3 separate regions of the Homo sapiens genome follow, and all the other regions are linked to region 2. Evidence: chromatin contacts called from ENCODE Hi-C data. All regions are on one chromosome and are shown on one strand. The core of a region is the stretch at or near the end of the contact, and the rest is flanking DNA. Distances in the headings are between cores, read along the strand shown.

The links. A loop is a pair of places that touch in the nucleus more often than their neighbours do. Pooled maps may share reads with other maps.
Region 1: a map of ascending aorta shows a loop between it and region 2 (5-fold over the local background). The contact joins two enhancer-like sites. A Hi-C loop is called at or near these places in 3 of 168 maps with a recorded cell type or tissue (IMR-90, aorta and ascending aorta) and 5 of 50 pooled maps.
Region 3: a map of endothelial cell of umbilical vein shows a loop between it and region 2 (3-fold over the local background). The contact joins two enhancer-like sites. A Hi-C loop is called at or near these places in 5 of 168 maps with a recorded cell type or tissue (IMR-90, aorta, ascending aorta and 1 more) and 6 of 50 pooled maps.

The regions. Positions count from the first base shown.
Region 1 is chr12:80,032,232-80,034,931 of GRCh38, forward strand. No RefSeq gene overlaps it. Among named protein-coding and RNA genes, the nearest start is that of OTOGL, 66 kb to the right of the region's middle. Within about 2 kb of position 1,365, at least 2 of the 41 ENCODE cell types and tissues checked have a DNase peak (open chromatin) inside an H3K27ac peak, as active enhancers do; they include ascending aorta, where a contact is called at or near this core.
Region 2 is chr12:79,546,721-79,549,420 of GRCh38, forward strand. No RefSeq gene overlaps it. Among named protein-coding and RNA genes, the nearest start is that of MIR1252, 130 kb to the left of the region's middle. RefSeq lists enhancers at 558-1,286, 729-1,023 and a silencer at 729-1,023. Within about 2 kb of position 1,316, at least 20 of the 41 ENCODE cell types and tissues checked have a DNase peak (open chromatin) inside an H3K27ac peak, as active enhancers do; they include ascending aorta, where a contact is called at or near this core.
Region 3 is chr12:80,054,917-80,057,616 of GRCh38, forward strand. No RefSeq gene overlaps it. Among named protein-coding and RNA genes, the nearest start is that of OTOGL, 43 kb to the right of the region's middle. Within about 2 kb of position 1,400, at least 2 of the 41 ENCODE cell types and tissues checked have a DNase peak (open chromatin) inside an H3K27ac peak, as active enhancers do; they include ascending aorta, where a contact is called at or near this core.

The DNA of each region.
Region 1 (2,700 bases), core at 115-2,614, 490 kb after region 2:
ATTGGGTAGTGTGTTTGTGTTGGCCAGAAATGGAAAGGAGAGAAAGAGTTACTACCTGAAAAGAATTGGAAGAGAAATGTTTGGGTCCAGGGATTCCTTTTTTTTTCCTGAAAAAAATTGTTTTTTCTTTTTTACTCTTGGTTGGGTGGTAACAAAGAATGCACTCAAGCTCTAACAATAAATGAGTTGTGTCAAATCCAGCACATGTTTCCAAGCAGAATTTAAAAATATGTAGAGTTGTAAGAAAGTGTTAGCGATTATTTTTGGGGAATACGATTGAAGTAACTTGAGGAAGGAGTAGGAAGAGGGATGCTACTTTTTATTTTATACTGCTTTGTAGTACCTGACTAAAAAAAAAATTAAAAAGTATATGTTAACTTTATAAGAAAACACAAATATTGTCTAAGTTAAAAATTCACAAAAATACGTAAATACTAATAATACCTAATCTTTCTGGCTTGGTTGGGGAGTTAGGTTTTTGTGTAAATGTTTAAAAAAAAAACTGAAGCTATTGTAACTATTTTAAGTGAAAATCTCTCTAAGGTACATACTACTCCCTTGCTTTCTTAAAAAGAAAATGTATTGATGATTCAGGAATATGATGATCAAAGTGTGGAGAAACTCAAAAAAGGCTACAAACTTCAGTATCTTGAATTTTATGTAAATATCTAATCTAAAATAGTAAAACAGCATGATGCACAATTATGACATAAGTTATTCTTTTAAGAGTACAGTGTGCATGGTTCCAGGATTCTGGAATAAGGATATGGAAACAATGAAAAAATAAAAGTTAAGTAATAATGACCCCATCAAAGCCAACTGTTCTTAAGTATTTTAATATTGAATTGAGAAAAGGATAATACTGTTTCATTGCTGTTATAATCATGGCACTATTTTTTAAAATGACTGGAAACCAAATCAAATCCAATATGTTGCCTAGCAACTATGAGACACAAATACTTTACTTTGTTTCTTAAGCTGACATTAAAACACTACCAAAGATTCCTAAAAATACCTGCCTTAGAGTTCAGTTCTCAGCTAATCTCTTTAGTTCTCAAACATCGTTTTTTCCCCATTAGAACATCTGACATTAAAATTCCTAATATTCACTTTAGCAAGTACATCAGTAATTCATCAACTTTTTCTTCTTTTTAAATCTTTAGACTGTGCCTGCTATTTAAGTTACTTGTAATATTAGCACTTTAAAATGAAAAATCAAATGCCTAAAACATAAATAACTTAGCAAGATTTTTCTCTTGGCTTAGAGCATAATTGTAAGACGGCATATAGCTCAAAAGTTTTGGTGCTCAGCTGTGTGCTGAAGAAAGTATTTCCAAGTCTTTTACAAGTGAATTCCCACTAACTGGGCCCTCATCCTACAGAAACATGGTTTGTGGGGGAGGAGGAGGGAGTCTGTTTATAGCTCCATCACTCATGCTGTGTCATCAGAGCTGGATTATAAAAAGTTATGTCTTCTAGATCAGAGCCTTGCCTAAATAGGAAGTCTAGAAATCACCTAAACAAAGAGATGGCTATGCAACTCCCTGAAGGGGAGTTAGTTTATACTCCTGCTATGAGAACTATCAGCAAGTCACCGTTTTTTTGGAAATGGATTTTAAAAAACATTCAATATTTTAACAATAATGAATTATGTTTAGTTTCATTTACGTGGAGAAAAATGAAGGCAAATCACGTGGAGAAGATGTAATGTGAATAGAGATATAAGTACTACTTGTTTAAATTCAGAGAAATAATAATTATGATGCTCGCAAGTATTTACTGAGCATTTATTATGGGCTAAACACTAGGTAACTGCCTTACATTTAATCCTTATAACACCATGTAAACTGGTAGCTAGTGCTGCTCAGCTTAAATATGAAGAATTAATGGAGAGAAAGTTTAGGTATCTTGCTCAAGGTACACAAGGAAAGTGGCAGAGCTAGTTTCAAACCTGAGCCTATCCTGGTTCCAAAGTTCTTGTTCTTGACCAGGAAAGTGCAGTTAAGTACGGCTTTATTGTTCAGTATCAGCTAAAACCGGCCTATATTAAAAATTTTTATTCTGTTTTGAAGTTTTGTTAAGATGATCAGATAATCAAAAGATTAACAAACTTACTGGCAACTAGACCATTTGTTTTTGCTTAATTTAATCAAGTTTTAAAAATTCATAATCAACCTATCTTATAATAGTTTCATCTTATGCATGTGGGCTTTATACCAATTCATCTTATTTTCCTCCTGTGCTTTATATAATTTTATTCTCCTAGAGCTTAGTTCAGAGCATAAATATAAATGCTCAACAAAAATGTGTTGGATGAGTGAATGCAGTTTACATGTAGATCTTAGTGTGATTAATTTCAGTAGTTGAGCCTTTCAGTATATATTGACTTTGTCAAGGTCTGGATGAGGTATCCAAACTAAGAGCACCATGAATTACAGTAATAGTTAATGCATCTATAGTGCTTCATAGGCGTCAGACTCTGTTTTAAGTGCTTCACATACATTAGTTCATCTAATCCTGTCAATAACCTTAATGAGATAGGCGCTAGTATCTCAATTTTATAGATGAGAAATTTGAGGCAGAGAGAGGTTAAGGAATTGTCCAAGTTCATATAGATTGTAAATTGTACAGCCAGGATTTGAACCTAGGTTCTTGTGGCTCCAGAGACTTAACATCTATAGCTTACAGCTTTGATAGGAT
Region 2 (2,700 bases), core at 66-2,565:
TCTTGTGCCCACCTCTTATCTGATCCTGTGACTTAGAATTCCTAACTGTCTGGGAATGCAGCCCAGTAGGCCTCAGCCTTATTTTACCTAGCCCCCCCATTTAAGACGAAGTTGCTCTGAGTTGAATAAAAAGCATTCAAAAATAACCAAATAAAAAACTTTATGTGGATAGAGAATCAGAAAGACTGTGGTGACAGTTCTGAGTCAAACCTTCACGATTTCCCCTCCTTCCTGTAATGAAATTAGACTCAGGAGAAGTTCCAGGATTTAACAAACCCAGGAATAATAGTCTACATTTCAACACTGAAAAGTTTTCTTACTCTGTTTACCAACTATGGGGACTATGACTAAAATATTATGAGAAATAACTCATGTCTCAAGACTCAGAGCCAAATTAATTTCACATATCTATAATTTGCTACACAAACAACCACTTTCCCAGAGGCCTCTGTTCCTATAGGTCAACAAACACGAGATGACTCCACGATGAGACTCCCAGGCTTCAGACAAGTCCATAGCCTTAGGTAATTATGATCTGAGGTGGTTTTGAAGCTCCTCTTACACACACAGACCCCCCAAACCCATCCCTCCCACCCCCTGCACCCCGCCCCATCTCTGGGCCAAAACTTTCTTTCCAGTGGGTCTGAAAAGTACTGCCTGAAATTCTCAGCATTCCTGTCATTCCCTAAAGGCTGAGGCAGCTCTCTAAACATTCTTTCAGGCACCTGAGGAATTGGGCCACCAGCTCTTCTGTGGGGAGCCAACAGGAAATTAAGTATAAAGGGCAGCAAAAGTATTTGGGGAGATGACAATGAGGCATAAAGGAAACAAAGAAGGGTGGGGGTGCAAGAAAAGAAGCCTGGTCTACCTACACACTTTGCCCTGCAGACAGTTCTACCTCTCAGCACGTGTGATGACTTACCTAGGAATGGAATGTGGACCTGGGAGGGGAAGCTGGTACAAAGCTGTGGAGGCTGGAAAGGAACCCAGGGCCCTATTACAAATCGTGAATAGTGACTTTTAGCTAGAATCACTTGCCAGAAGCTTGGGAAAAAAATGTTTTCACTGAGGGCCTAATTGGATGTCAGAAGGCTTCTACAGAAAGCCTGGCTCCTAGAGCTTCCTAGCTGCTGAGATGGGCTATCCTGGCAAGAATCCTCTCCCTCCTCCTTTCTTTCCCTCTTGCTCCCTTCCTCTTTCCCCTCCTTTTCTCTTTTCCGTACACAATCTGACAGTTTATTTGGGACAATTCTTTGGAGAACTGGGATACACCTGCAGTATATTCATTTTTAAGCCACGGACAAACCACTAGAGGGCGATGCCATCACTAATTGCTGAAACTTTCCTGCTTTCCTCTGGCTTCAGCATTCAGCAGGCCTATCCACACATCCTGTGACAGGATGTTTCTGAACTTTTCCTTCAATTCTCATTGTAAATAAACAACCTCAGGGTGAATACATCCAGATGCACATCATAGCGACATGCAGCATGAATTGCACAGGCCAAAGTTTCTGGTCTATCCGGAACAGTCTTGCCTAATATGCACCACAGTTCAGAAACCAGAGGTTAAACTTGCTTTTTTGTCCTGAATTTCTGCCTGAATTTTGGAGTTTCTCTCAAATGCTATCTCTAAGGGCAAAAGGAGCCCTTCAAAGAAATGAAAAGTTAAATAATCCAGCACAGCCCATTTGTACAGGATTTCTGTTTTGTTTCCATATTCAAGTTACAAATATTTGGTTTGCTTAAATGCAGGGTTTGCCCAAATGGTCAAAAGCTATTAGTAGATTAGTCATGTATGCAAATATGGGGAGCAGGGGCACATGTTTCTCACTGCTTGAGAAACTATGTGTATAAACGGGGTCCCAGTAAATTTGGTCCTAGCCGGGGCGTACCAAAGAAAGCAAAGCTAGCAGGGGTAGTGGCTAATGTCTGTAATCCCAACACTTTGGGAAGTTAAGGCAGGAGGATCACTTGAGGCTGGGAGTTCAAGGTTTGCCTGGGCAACATAGCAAGACCCCATCTCTAAAAAAATAAAAATAGTCAGGTATGTACTATTATACAGGTGTGCACCTGTAGTCCCAGCTCCTCAGGAGGCTGGGGTGGGAGGATCCTTTGAGCCCAGGAGTTTGAGGCTGCAGTAGCTGTGATCACACCACTGCACTCTAGCCTGGGTGACAAAGCAAGACTCTGTCTGAAAAAAAAAGGGAAGAGAAAGAAAGAGAAAGAAAGAAGGAAAGAAAGAAAGAAAAAGAAAGAGAGATAGAGAAAAGAAAAGAAAAAAGAAAAGAAGGCTGCTAGAAATCTTAAACTCGGCTGGGTGCAGTGGCTCATGCCTGTAATCCCAGCGCTTTGGGAGGCCGAGACGGGTGGATCACCTGAGGTCAGGGGTTGGAGAGCAGCCTGGCCAACATGGTGAAACTAGTCTCTACTAAAAATACAAAAATTAGCCAGGCATGGTGGCGGGAGCCTGTAATCCCAGCTGAGGCAGGAGAGGAGGCTGAGTCAGGAGAATCGCTTGAACCCGGGAGGTGGAGGTTGCAGTGAGCTGAGATCGTGCCACTGCACTCCAGCCTGGGAGACAGAGTGAGACTCCTTCTCAAAAAAAAGAAAAAAAAAAAAAAAGAAATCTTAGAACTCCTTGAACTTTTTGGGCAGAATCTCCCTTCCTATGAGTTCAACTAGTGTTCCTAGGCATACACT
Region 3 (2,700 bases), core at 150-2,649, 510 kb after region 2:
GGACTTTTTCTTCAAAACAAACATTTACTATTATTTAGTTACTACATTTCCAAGAAAAATTCATTATATGGGCCGAGATTGAAAGAATATCAAACATCAGGCATGATTAACGTTTAACAGTAAAATTAGATATTATTATCTTGGTTTAATATAACCTTACTTTTTCTCCTAAATTTGAGTTGGATCAATTCACCTTGAGTTACAAATATTGTTTTCATTTATTGTTTTGTTGTTGCTTGAATATTAACACCAATGATTTGTTTCACTCAGAATTTCGTCTCTTTTCAAAAGAGAAAATCTTTGGCTGCTTACTTGGGAAATGGAAGTCAAGTTACAATTTCTTGAGAAGGTTTGGTTCATAGTAAGTGACAGAAAAATGGATTTTTTGTGGGCCCATGTATATCACCTTACCCAGAGGTGAGATAATTCCTTCTGAGCCATCTAGATTTGAGTTTTTCTTAAGTCAGAGCAGGGTCTTTCTTTCTAGAAGTTCCAACAGTTTTCACTGCTCCTCCTTACTGTTCACATATGCCTAAAACTCAAAATGCTCATTTTGTTTTAATCACCTTACGGATTGGCCTACCCTCCCTGTTGGGCTCCTGAGATGTGTTGGAAGTTCATCTTAAAATCCTAATTTCAGTTGAATTATTCTTAAAAATGAGTCTACCCTTTTTTGAGTCCGTAGTAACAGGGTAAATTATTGCTATCACTATTACTGAACTACAATCTAGCTGACGAGGACCAGCAAGGCCTTACCTTTAGTTAGATTTGTTTAGGGAAGCAAGACAGAGGGTCACTCAGGTAACTTTGTTTGTGGATACAGTTCGTAAAGAAGTGACTGGAGGAGCAGCATCAGAGGGAGGCTTCCTCGTAGCTGTGGAAAGTGTCCTTCATGGAACCCCATTCATCGTTTGTTCTGAGTTCAGTTGCTACCACTCTAGTAATGTAATAGCAGTTTTGATTCTCTCTCTCTCAAATTAAAAACTACTTTTGATCATATTGAAGTTCTAATGCCTATCAGCATTACCTTGGAAACTGTTAAAAATGCAGAATCTCAGGCTCACCTGCAGACCTGAATCATATTCTGCATATTGACATGATCCCCAAATCTTGAAAAGTATTGCTTTCATATGCTGGCCTCTTTATTTTCCCCAAGTCCATCAGCTCTCATCTTTTTATCTCTGTTGATCTTTTCGTTATTATTATTTAGTTTAGATTCCACAGTCCATTATTTGCATAACACTCTCACCAATATTCTCAACTCCCTAGTCCTGTTGTCTTAAATTTTTTTTTATCTTTGTCTGACAAATGTCCAAACCTGGATGAATGCATCTGTATTCCTTCTCTATGCCTACACTCGAACAGCCTGGCACTGCCACAGATAGTCTCCCAACAGTGGAGCAGATACAGGCAGATTGGTGCCGACACATGGGGCCTGTTCAGCCTGCCAGTTCTTCCATGTGTCTCTGGTAAATTCTCTTCCTCTGTCTACAACAATTGTTTTAAACATTCTACATTCTATTCAAACCTCGAATATTCTTAACTCCTCCTCATTTGCAGCAGATGACTTCACCTCCTACTTCCCGAAGAAAATAGAAGGCATCAGATGGGAACTCCCTCAGCTTCCTGCTAGCAAATCCATACAGTTCCATCTGGACTCATGTTCTTCTCTTTTCCTCCTATTTTAGTCTAGGGAGTATCCTTCTCATTTAAGCCCAATCCCTCCACCTGTGCTTTGGAAACTGTCTGCTCATGCCTTCTCACTTCATTATCAACCTTACACTATCAGTTTCTTCTCCCTCCCTGCCCCCATTTCTATTTATTCGACATACCCTTCTCAACTGGATTATTTCCAATTACATTTAAATCTTCTCATGCCTCTTCCATCTTAAAAAACAACCTTCCTTGTCTCCCAATTTCTATGTTTCTATCTTTCAACTCCTTTCTATCTTTCCCATTTCTTTCAATCTAAATTTTCTAAAGATGTCTCATTGTTTGGTGAGTCCATTTTCTCACTTCAAACTCCCTCCTCAATCCTCTTTAATTTGGCAGTTGTTCCTGGCACTGCACCAAAACAACTTTGGCTAAGGTCACCAATGACCTCCATGATTTAAGTCCAATGGACATTTTCCAGTATTTTTTTTTCTAATCTCCCAGCACTCTTTGTTTTGTTGAGATGTGTTTATTTTGGCTCCAAAACACCATGCTATCCAGGTTTTCCTTCTTACTTTCTAGCATTTCCTTCTCTTTTACTTTGCAGATGGCTGGTCTGTAAGCTTCTTCCTCTTTCCATTTTATGCTCTGTTATAGGTTAGCTTCTCTAGGTAAAATATTGTTGACATAGAGTTTAGGGTGCAAGATGGTTGTTATGAATCAATACCTGCCAAAGGAAAGCATAGAGATGAGAAAGGAGTTGAAATTTGATGCAAGTCTAGCAAAACTTTGGCCATTGGGGGACATTCTGGATCATAGGTTCATCCCACATTTGACTGAAGTGGCCAGGCCTTCATATTCCTGCCATGTTCATTCATTAGATGTGGTGTCCCCGGAAAAGAAATGAGGTCCTGTGTGGAGTTTTCCCAGCTAAGGTATATCCTGAAAGAGCTAAGAGCTGGAAGCTGGAGGCTGTCTGCTGATTTCATTCTCCATCAATCTGGGCATCAAATCCTTTGGTGGAGGTAGAGCTGAGTGGTGCACCTC